Regions from separate parts of the Homo sapiens genome. Here region 2 is linked to region 1. A link is a contact called in ENCODE Hi-C or POLR2A ChIA-PET data. All regions are on one chromosome and are shown on one strand. The core of a region is the stretch at or near the end of the contact, and the rest is flanking DNA. Distances in the headings are between cores, read along the strand shown. Region 1 has its middle 39 kb from the start of TMEM40. Region 2 overlaps RAF1 (Raf-1 proto-oncogene, serine/threonine kinase).

What was found. A loop is a pair of places that touch in the nucleus more often than their neighbours do. ChIA-PET counts read pairs that join two places held with the same protein, here RNA polymerase II (POLR2A). Pooled maps may share reads with other maps.
Region 2: a loop to region 1 is called in a pooled map, with 3 times the contacts of the local background. The contact joins two enhancer-like sites. A Hi-C loop is called at or near these places in 2 of 50 pooled maps. POLR2A ChIA-PET finds 5 or more read pairs at or near these places in 5 of 52 experiments (GM12878, H1, Panc1 and 2 more).

What each region holds. Positions count from the first base shown.
Region 1 is chr3:12,718,095-12,723,255 of GRCh38, reverse strand. No RefSeq gene overlaps it. Among named protein-coding and RNA genes, the nearest start is that of TMEM40, 39 kb to the left of the region's middle. RefSeq lists an enhancer at 3,181-3,230. Within about 2 kb of position 3,120, at least 2 of the 41 ENCODE cell types and tissues checked have a DNase peak (open chromatin) inside an H3K27ac peak, as active enhancers do.
Region 2 is chr3:12,645,490-12,651,448 of GRCh38, reverse strand. The region is part of intron 1 of RAF1 (Raf-1 proto-oncogene, serine/threonine kinase); the gene reads left to right. Among named protein-coding and RNA genes, the nearest start is that of RAF1, 16 kb to the left of the region's middle. RefSeq lists an enhancer at 2,672-2,721. Within about 2 kb of position 3,673, at least 5 of the 41 ENCODE cell types and tissues checked have a DNase peak (open chromatin) inside an H3K27ac peak, as active enhancers do.

The DNA of each region.
Region 1 (5,161 bases), core at 1,871-4,370:
TTCAAGCAATCTTCCCACCTCAGCCTCCTGAGTAGCTAGGACTGCAGGCACGTGCCACCACATTCTGCTAATTTTGTTATTTTTTGTAGAGATAGGAACTCACTATGTTGCCCAGGCTTAGAGTCTCTTCTTTTAAGGGCACCAGCCCTATCAGTTTAGGGCCCACTTTTTTTTTTTTTTTTTTTTTTGAGACACAGTCTTGCTCTGTTGCCCAGACTGGAGTGCAGTGGCGTGATCTCGGCTCACTGCAAGCTCTGCCTACTGGGTTCATGCCATTCTCCTGCCTCAACCTCCTGAGTAGCTGGGACTACAGGCGCCCGCCACCATGCCCGGCTAATTTTTTGTATTTTTAGTAGAGACGGGGTTTACACTGTGTTAGCCAGGATGGTCTCGATCTCCTGACCTTGTGATCCACCCCCCTTGGCTTCCCAAAGTGCTGGGATTACAGGCGTGAGCCACCGCACCTAGCTTAGGGCCCACTTTTATAACCTCATTTAACCTTTATCTCCTCATAGGCCCCATCTCCGAATACAGCTACATTGGGAGTCAGGGCTTCAGGGTATGAATGTGGGGGACACACTTCAGTCTGTAGCACCTTCTCTGCACTGCAGCCTGTAGACCAGGGCAACTGTGGAACTCACATCGTTTGCTTCCCCTCTCTGGGGGTCACAGCCTTCCACTGTCTGATGTCCAATGTCTAAAAATGGTTGTTTCACATGTGTTGTCCGATTTTTAGTTGTTTCCAGTGGGAGGCAAACCCAGTCTCTGTTACTCCATCTTTGCAGTGCTGATGGGTTTCATAACAAGGAAGCCACTGGTGACTTGATCCAGAGCAGTTTCAGGGGAGTGCTAAGGGCAGAGTTCAGGGTGGAGTCAAGTGAGCGAGCCTAGTTGGTGAGGGAGTAGAAACATGTAGACATGGAGTGTAGAAAACTTTTTCAAGTTATTTGGCTAAGAAAGGTGTCCCAGGGGAACCTTGACAAGATCCCTTTCTTTCTTTTTCTTTTCTTTTCTTTTTTTTTTGAAACTGAGCCTTGTTCTGTTGTCCAGGCTGAAGTGCAGTGGTGTGATCTTGGCTCACTGCAACCTTCGCCTCCTGGGTTCAAGCAAGTCTCCTGTCTCAGCCTCCCGAGTAGCTAGGATTACAGGCACACACCACCACGCCCAGCTAATTTTTGTATTTTAAGTAGAGATGGGGTTTCACCATGTTGGTCAGGCTGGTCTCGAACTCCTGACCTCAGTTGATCCGCCTGCCTCGGCCTCCCAAAGTGCTGGGATTATAGGCAAGGTTCCTTTCAATTGACCTCAAGCCTATATTCTTGATGAATTTCCCACACCAACACTCTTTGGTTGGAGTAAAAACTAAAGGAAATAATTTGGTAAGATTCAAAGGCAGCTGTCAACCCTTGAGGTCACTGTATCACTCATTCAGTGAGTCATTTAGTCACTCATTCAATCAGTCACTTATTCATTCAGTCAGTCATTTAGTCATTCATCAAACTTTTTTTTTGAGACAGAGTCTCGCTCTGTCACCCAGGCTGGAGTGCAGTGGCATGGTCTCGGCTCACTGAAACCTCCGCCTCCCGGGTTCAAGCGGTTCTCCTACCTCAGTCTCTTGAGTAGCTTGGACTACAGGCACGCACCACCATGCCTGGCTAATTTTTTGTATTTTAGTAGAGATGGTGTTTCACCATGTAGCCCAGGCTGGTCTCAAACTCCTGAGCTCAGGCAATCCGCCCACCTCGGCCTCCCAAAGTGCTAGGATTATAGGCATGAACCATGGCACCCGGCCTCATTCATCAAACTTCTATTGAGACTTCACTCTGTGTGCCAGGCTCTGCTGAGACTGAGATGAGTAAACACTTACTGGCTACCTGACTGTGTTTTAGACAAGGGGTAAACAAAGCCAGCCCAAAGTCTTAGCAATTCTCAGTGAGGTGATTTTTGCCCTGGCCACCATCCTGCCGCACCACCAACCAGGGAACATTTGGCAATGCCTGGAGACACTTTTAGTTGTCACAACCATGGTGAGGAGGGCGCAACTGGCATCTGGTTTGTAAAGGCCAGGGATACTCCCAAATGCCCTGCAGTGCACGGGCTAGGCCTCCATAACAATGAATTCTCCAGCCTCAGACGGCAATAGTGCTGAAGCTGAGAAACTCTGTTGTAGCTTCAACTCTAGTGGAGGAAGATGGAGGTAAGAAAAATGTGTCAGAGGGTGCTAAGTGCTATGTAAGAAGAGGGGGCTGGGCACAGTGGCTCACGCCTGTAATCCCAGCACTTTGAGAGGCCGAGGAAGGTGGATCACCTGAGGTCAGGAGTTTGAGACCAGCCTGGCCAACACGGTGAAACCCTGTCTCTACTAAAACTACAATAATTAGGTGGGCATGGTGGTGGGTGGCTGTAATTCCAGCTACTTGAAAGGCTGAGGCAGGAGAATCGCTTGAACCCAGGAGGTGGAAGTTGCAGTGAGCACTCCAGCCTGGGTGACAAGAGTGAAACTCAGTGTCAAAAAAAAAAAAAAAAAAAAAAAAGCAGGGGACAGGGAGTGCTGGGGAAGTGCTCACTGAAAAGATGACGTTGGGCAAAGGAAGTGAAGGACTAGCTATGCGGCTGTCTGGAGGAAAAGTGTTTCAGGCAGAAGGAATAGCAAGTACGAAGCCCCTGAGGCAGAAACAAGCAGGGCAAATTGGAGGAGCAGCCAGAAAACAAAGAAAATAAAATATTAAAAAAGGATACATACATACAGGTAATAAAACTGTAAGGAAAGTGAAAAGATAAACACCTGCTGGGGAGAAGGAGGGAGAGAAGCAGGGCCAGTGTCTAATGCGCTGGCAATGCTTTGTTTTTGTAGGTGGTGGTTACACAATAGATACACAATATCTATTTTCCAAGCTGTATGTATATCCTAGATACTTTTCTGTATGTTATATTTCACAATAAAGACGATTTAAATCATGTGTTAGTCTTTACTGTTTGCTCAACTGTGGGTGCTATTACAGGGCATAGACACAAGAGGGGGCGCTAACCAATGAGCAGCGGCAAAGCAGTGTTTCCTAGCAACGGGGAAAACGTTGAAGCAGAAACTTCCTTCAGAGTGGTTAACTGATGGATTCTGGCTGCTGCCCCTGACAGGTCGGCCAGAGTCCACTTCGCACCCTGGAGGCGTCTCTGCAGGGTCTGGAGTGTCACTGACTTTTGTGGGGAGTAGAGCTCTTCTCCCAAATGCGAAATCGGGTCTGCAGAACACGAGAGGTTGCTCCCTTGTGCCGCGGAGCTTTCTTCTCCTGCCAATGTTAGATAATAACGACGTCCTCATTAACAGATGCCATTATTAATATCATTAGTAACAGAGGGCTCTTATCCGTAAGACTCCAAACAAGTCGTAGTGTTTCCCTCGAAAAACGGAGGAAATTAAAGAATGGAAAGGAGGGACCTTGCCTCCAGCCTTCTAAGACCTCAGGTCTTCTAAGACCTCAGGTCTCTCTCTCTCTCTGTCTGTCTCTCTCTCTGTCTCTGTCTCTCTCTGTCTCTCTCTCTCTCCTCTCTCCTCTCTCCTTCTCCTCTGTCTCTCACTCCTCTCTCTCCTCTCTCTCTCCTCTGTCTCTCACTCCTCTCTCTCTGTCTCATACGCACACAAAGAGAGAGAGGTTTTTCAAGATTTGGGATGCGGTGGAAGTTTTCAAGATTGCTGGCCGGTCATGGTGGCTCACATCTGTAATCCCAGTATTTTGGGAGGCCGAGGGCAGATCACCTGAGGTCAGGAATTCAAGACCAGCCGGGCCAACATGGCAAAACCCCGTCTCTACTAAAAATACAAAAATTAGCTGGGCGTGGTGGTGCGCGCCTATAATCCCAGCTACTCTCAGAAGGCTGAGGCAGGAGAATCACTTGAACCCGGGAGGTGGAGGTTGAAGTGAGCCAAGATCATGCCGCTGAACTCCAGCATGGGTGACAAAGTGAGACCCCGTTTCAAAAGGGGAAAAAAAAAAGATTATTGACAAAGCAGAAGGTTTTATGATACACAGGTAAATATTAGGTAAATTTGAGGCTGAGTGGGATTATGGTAATGAATACCTACACTGTTAAAAGAAGTTACCCCAGACTTTATCTCACTTGACTTTACAATCACTTTGGTACCACTCCATTTTGGAGATGAAGAAACTGAGGCTTAGAGAGGTTAAACTGTGAGCATGCCAGAGCTTTCCTCCCAATCCAATTTACTAAAGAAGAAGTATTAACTAGCTTTTTTTTTTTTTTTTTTTTGAGGCGGAGTCTCGCTCTGTCGCTCAGGCTGGAGTGCAGTGGCGCTATCTCGGCTCACTGCAAGCTCCACCTCCCGGGTTCACGCCATTCTCCTGCCTCAGCCTCCCGAGTAGCTGGGACTACAGGTGCCCGCCACCGCGTCCGGCTAATTTTTTGCATTTTTAGTAGAGACAGGGTTTCACCGTGTTACCCAGGATGGTCTCGATCTCCTGACCTCGTGATCCACCCGCCTCGGCCTCCCAAAGTGCTGGGATTACAGGCGTGAGCCACCGCGCCCGGCCTTAACTAGCTTATTTTTAAGGGGTGGGGGAAGCTGTTAATTGTCTCTCATGCCTGTAATCCAGGACTTTGGGAGGCTGAGGCAGGCAGATCATGAGATCAGGAGTTCAAGACCAGCCTGGGGCCGGGCGCGGTGGCTCATGCCTGTAATCCCAGCATTTTGGGAGGCCGAGGCGGGTGGATCACGAGGTCAGGAGATCAAGACCATCCTGGCGAATACGGTGAAACCCCGTCTCTACTAAAAATACAAAAAATTAGCCGGGCAAGGTGGCGCACGCCTGTAGTCCCAGCTACTCGGGAGGCTGAGGCAGGAGAATGGCGTGAACCCGGGAGGCGGAGCTTGCAGTGAGCAGAGATCGTGCCATTGCACTCCAGCCTGGGCCACAGAGCAAGACTCCGTCTCAAAAAAAAAAAAAAAAAAAAAAAAAAAAAAAAGACCAGCCTGGCCAACATAGTGAAACCCCATCTCTACTAAAAATACAAAAATTAGCCGGGCGTGGTGGCTGGCACCTGTAGTCCCAGCTACTTGGGGGGCTGAGGGAACCCGGGAGGTGTAGGTTGCAGTGAGCTGAGATCGTGCCACTGCACTTCAGCCTGGGCGACACAGCGAGACTCT
Region 2 (5,959 bases), core at 2,424-4,923, 72 kb after region 1:
TTGGCCAGGCTGGTCTCGAACTCTGGACCTCAGGTGATCCACCCTCCTCGGCCTCCCAAAGTGCTGGGATTACTGGCATGAGCCACCACACCCAGCCCAATTTGTGTATCTTAAAAAATTATTGGGAAAAGAAATTATTGCAAAAAATCTATATATATTGGTATGAGATTATAAGCATGTAGGGAAACACTGAAGAATAATTGGTTATTGGGAGAAGGAAAGGAAAGATAAAACAAAGAAGGGGTTAAAAGATCCCCTCTAATACATGTAATGTTTAAGTGCTATAGAAAAAAAGCAGGGTAAACATTTTAGAAGTAAAAAGGCTTGCTATTTATAATGAGTGCCTTTGTAAAGACATTAATTGTGAATATTTAAAATAAAAGGAAACAAAGTTATGTAATAAGAAAGGCTGTATCCTTCATCAGGCTCATTTCTTTACCTGCTTGTCTGTGCTTATTCCCTGGGCACACTTTAGCTTTTGTTTTACCTCTGCGTTAGTCTGTTGAAATATTGCCCCTTTAAGCTCAAATACACAATGAAATATCCTTGTCTACCTCTTCTTCCACTCAAGCTAGAAGTGACCTTACCACATTTCAGATTCTTATAGTATGTTTCTTAAGAATCCTCCCTACCTTTAATTTCATATTTTGTTGTAGGCCTACTTGTCTTCCTGAAAGCTCTTAGCCCAGTGCCTAGCACATATTCAATTTTTGTTAAACGGTGGTGGTTTTTACTTCTACTTTAAGGGGTTCTGAAATGCAAGGACCATGTCTCCCTGAACTTTATATTCCTCAAAGCAGCTAACAGTTGAAAGTAGATTCTTAGAAATTGTTGAATGAATGGTGCTCTTTATTCTTTTTTTCCTTTCATTCCATGCTGGGTTACAGTCTATAGAGAGGCATTCTGGTTCTTTAGATTTATGTGATAGTGATTCGGTATTCATGAAAAAGGGTTAGGAAAATATTGTAATTGTTAACTTTTCTCCATTGATATTCAGCAGATATTTGAGTACCTAATTTTGTGCAATGTCCTATACTGGATGATGGATTATAACAAGATTATAGGAAATACATGTAGTTCTTCAATGCTTTGGTATATAATTATGTAGGTTATATTTTCTTTTTTGAGATGGGGTTTCATTTTGTCACCCAGGCTAGAGTGCAGTGATGCAGTCACGGCTCACTCCAGCCTCGACCTCCTGGGCTCAGACAATCCTTCTATCTTAGCCTCCTGAGTAGCTGGGACTGTAGGCATGACTACCATGCCTGATTAAATTTTTTTTTTTTTTTTTTTTTTTTTTTTTGAGATGGAGTCTCGCACTGTCTCCCGGGCTGGAGTGCAATGGCGTGATCTTGGCTCAATGCGACCTCCGCCTCCTGGGTTCATGCAGTTCTCCTGCCTCAGCCTCCCGAGTAGCTGGGATTACAGGCGCCCATCACCACACCTGGCTAATTTTTTGTATTTTTAGTAGAGATGGGGTTTCACTATGTTGGCCAGACTGGTCGCGAACTCCTGACCTGGTGATCTGCCTGCCTCGGCCTCCCAAAGTGCTGGGATTACAGGCATGAGCCACTGTGCCTGGCTGCCCAGCTAATTAAAAACAATTTTTTTGTAGAGTTGATGTTCCCCCTCAGTTGCCCAGGCTGATCTGGAATTCCTGGGCTCAAGCACTCCTCCCACCTCGGCCTCCCAAAGTGTTGAGATTACAGGTGTGAGCCTGACCCTAGGTTATATTTTTGTGTTTCATTTACTATTTTATCCTCTGGCAAAATAGCAGGGTATAATTTAGAGCTTTAATGAATTAATGGTGTAACTAACAGTGAAAACTGTGTGTGTGTGTGTGTGTGTGTGTGTGTGTGACAGTCTCTGGCCCCCATGCTGGAGTGCAGTGGCACGATCATAGCTCACTGCAGCCTCAAACTCCTGTGCTCAAGTGATCCTCCCGCCTCAGCCTCCTTAGTAGCTGAGACTAGAGGCATGTGTCACCATGCCCAGCTAATTTTGTTTTATTTTTATAAAGATGAGGTGTCACTCTGTTGACCAGGGTGGTCTTGAACTCCTTGGCTCAAGCCATTCTACTGCTTTGATTTCCCAAATTACTGAGATTACAGGCATGAACCACCATGCCTGGCCAGGGAAAAATTTTAAACATGTCTTTCTTTTGAGAAAATTATTATTGAAAAGTTGGTTAAAAGTAATTTCTGAAGAACAAATGATATTATCAGTTTTACAGGTGTCTTACTGTAACTCTTAGAAGTTGTTAAAGTTTACTATTGAGCGCACCACTAAAGACTAGGGAATTTTTCTTTTTCTTTTCTTTCTTTCTTTTTTTCTGAGACTGAGTTTTGCTCTTGTTACCCAGGCTGGAGTGCAATGGCGTGATCTTGGCTCACTGCAACCTCTGCCTCCTGTGTTCCAGCAATTCTCCTGCCTCAGCCTCCCAAGTAGCTGGCATTACAGGCATGTGCCACCACGCCTGGGTAATTTTGTATTTTTAGTAGAGACTGGGTTTCTCCATGTTGGTCAGGCTGGTCTTGAACTCCCGACCTCAGGTGATCCGCCCACGTCGGCCTCCTAAAGTGCTGGGATTACAGGCGTGAGCCACCGCATCCGGCCGATGGGAATTTTTCTATTTGAAAGCCATTGACTCCAGAAGGAAGTGTAGGGGAGCTGGCTGAATCAGATGGTTACTTTTTTTTTTTTGAAGCAGAATCTCACTCTGTCACTCAGGCTGGAGGACAGTGGTGCGATCTCGGCTCACAGCCACCTCTGCTTCCTGGGTTCACATGATTCTCGTGCCTCAGCCATCTGAGTAGGGAATACAGGTGTGCACCACCACATCCGGCTAATATAGATGGTTACTTCTTGAAACTGCTTTGGTAAGATGTAAACTTGGGGGAATACCTCTTCTCTTGAGGACACATCTCCTCTGCCAAATGAGTGATGCCAGTGTGTAGAATGAATGATTCACTTATATTCTGTGTCCTTATCTTTGAGGAGGGCTAATTTTTTTTAACCACTTGTTGAATATGCAAGATTTACTGTGAAAATTAATGCCTTTAGTATGAAAGAGAAATTAGTGTGGAAATTGTTAGTGTTTCCAGGTGATTTTTTTCCCCCTTCCTTCCTACTTCATTATGTAGCTTTTTTTTTTTTTTTTTTAACTTCGCTGTTACTTGGCTATCTGAATAATCATTCCTAAACCATATTTTATTTGTACATTGTGTGTTTTGGTACTTGTGTTAATGGTGTACTTTGAATACACATCTGTTTATTTTAAAAATCAGCAGTTGCTGACTAGATGAAGAAAACAATGACTGATTTGAAGGTGAAAAGAAAAACTCGGGTTAAAAAAGAGTCCAGACAATGTGATTTAAAATGAAAATAATTTAAGCTTATTTGTGGTGAGAGTTAAAAATAAAGTTGGCTCCAGGTATCATTTGTGGAACTGATTTGTTTTAGCATAATTGTTTTTGAACTAGCTCGTTTTTAACTTGTATTTTTAAAGTTACACTTTTAAAATGTAGGAGTCTGTTTTGTAAACTTGTACAGCCCCTGCTAACTTTTAGAAGAGTAGAGTGGCTTATTTCTTCATGTGTGTTTATTCTGGGCTGTCATCTGATGAAGTTACCAGTTTGTGGTCAGAAATTGAGAAAGAGGAGTGAGGAAACGAAAAATATTGACACGTACACATCACCTTGCAGTGCATGAGAGTGCCCTTTTGGACTGGTTAGGAAACTAACATTTGAGCATATTTGCTCAGCAGAAACTTTTTATGTGTGAAAGTTATTTTTTTTCCAGTGTTGTGACCACTTAAAATTTATTTATTTGTTTTGTTTGTTTGTTTGTTTGTTTGAGACAGGGTCTCACTCTGTTGCCCAGGCTGGAATGCAGTGGCACAATCATGGCTCACTGCAACCTGGACCTCCCTGGGCTCAGGTGATCCTCCCACTTCAGCCTCTTGAATAGCTGGGACTACACATGTGCTACACCGTGCATGGCTGATTTTTTGTAGAGATGGGGTTTCTCCATGTTGTCCAGGCTGGTCTCAAGCTTCTAGGCTCAAGCAGTCTGCTTGCCTCAACCTCTCAAAGTGCTGAGATTACAGGGGTGAGCCACCATGCCTGGCCTGAATTTCTTTTTTTTTTTTTTTGAGATGGAGTCTCGCTCTGTCGCCCAGGCTGGAGTGCAGTGGCGCGATCTCAGCTCACTGCAGCCTTCGCCTCCTGGGTTCCCGCCATTCTCCTGCCTCAGCCTTCCGAGTAGCTGGGACTGCAGGTGCCCGCCACCACACCAGGCTAATTTTTTGTATTTTTAGTAGAGACGGGGTTTCACCATGTTAGCCAGGATGGTCTCGATCTCCTGACCTCGTGATCTGCCCGCCTCGGCCTCCCAAAGTGCTGGGATTACAGGCGTGAGCCACCACGCCTGGCCGGTAATGAAGATTTTAATAATGACTTTAAAAACCAGGCACAGTGGCTCACTCCTGTAATCCTAGCACTTTGGGAGGCCAAGGTGGGTGGATCATTTGAGGTCAGGAGTTTGAGACCAGCCTGGCCAACACATTGAAACCCTTTCTCTACTAAAATCACAAAAATTAGGCTGGGCGTGGTGGCTCACACCTGTAATCCCAGCGTTTTGGGAGGCTGAGGCAGGTGGCTCCTGAGGTCAGGAGTTTGAGACAAGTCTGGCCAACATAGTAAAACCCGTCTCTACTAAATATACAAAAAATTAGCCGGGTGTGGTGGTGTGTGCCTATAATCCCAGCTACTCGGGAGGCTGAGGCAGGAGAATCATGTGAACCCGGGAGGTGGAGGTTGCAATGAGCCGATATTGTGCCATTGCACTCCGGCCTGGCAATAGTGTGAGACTCTGTCTCAAAAAAAAAAAAAAGACAAATACAAAAATTAGCAGGGCGTTGGTGGTGCGCACCTGTAGTCCCAGCCACTCAGGAGGATGAGGTAGGAGAATTACTTGAACCTGGAGGCAGAGGTTGCAGTGAGCTGAGATCGTGCCACTGCACTCCAGCGTGGGTGACAGAGGAAGACTCCACCTCAAAAAAAAGACTTAAAAGAAACCGGTAATATCGTTATTATATTTCTGCCTGTCTTAATTCTTTATCCATTTGCTGTAGATTATAATGTTAGCTGCATGAATGAAAGATTATATTTTTCCAGCTACTCAGGAGGCTGAGGTGGGAGGATTGCTTGAGCCCAGGAGTTTGAGGCTACAGTGAGCTATGATGAAGCTACTGCACTTCCAGCCTAGGTGACAAAGGGAGACTCCGTCTCTAAAAAACAAAGATTAGATTTTTGATACACCATCTATTAGTATATTATTTAATGAGTAAAAAGAAAGGATAAGTTATAAAAAAGCATTAAGAATATGACTGCTCTAATGAATTTAAGCTAAATCCTTTGTTGTTTAGAAGTGAAGTAAAAATCTCTTAAATATGAAGAAAAATTTTAATTGCTTGTGATATATAAGACATGGTATATACAGTCTTTTTCTTTCCTCCACACAGAGGTCTGATGCATTATTTACAAACAATATTTATTTAAAAGTAATGTAATAAGCCAGGCACAGTGGCTCATGCCTTGTAATCCCAGCTCTTTGGGAGGCTGAGCTGAGACGCTGCTTGAGGCCAGGAGTTCGAGACTAGCCTGGGCAACATAGTGAGACACCCCCCTCACCCCACCCCACCTCTACAAAAAAAAGATTAAATAAATACAGTACAGTACAATAATTAGGAACTCTTCTAGATAGCTCTTAAACTTCCAGCCTGGGTTTTTCTGAGTTCAGTGCCTAAAACTCTTAACCACTACATTACTGTATTCCAAAAATTAAGTCCTAGGTTTCAAAGTACAGATCAACTGTGAAAAACAAACAAAAATTTTAAAGGTAATAGTAACATCATTAAACAATAAAAATTTCAAATCCCATTGTACCATTCAAATCA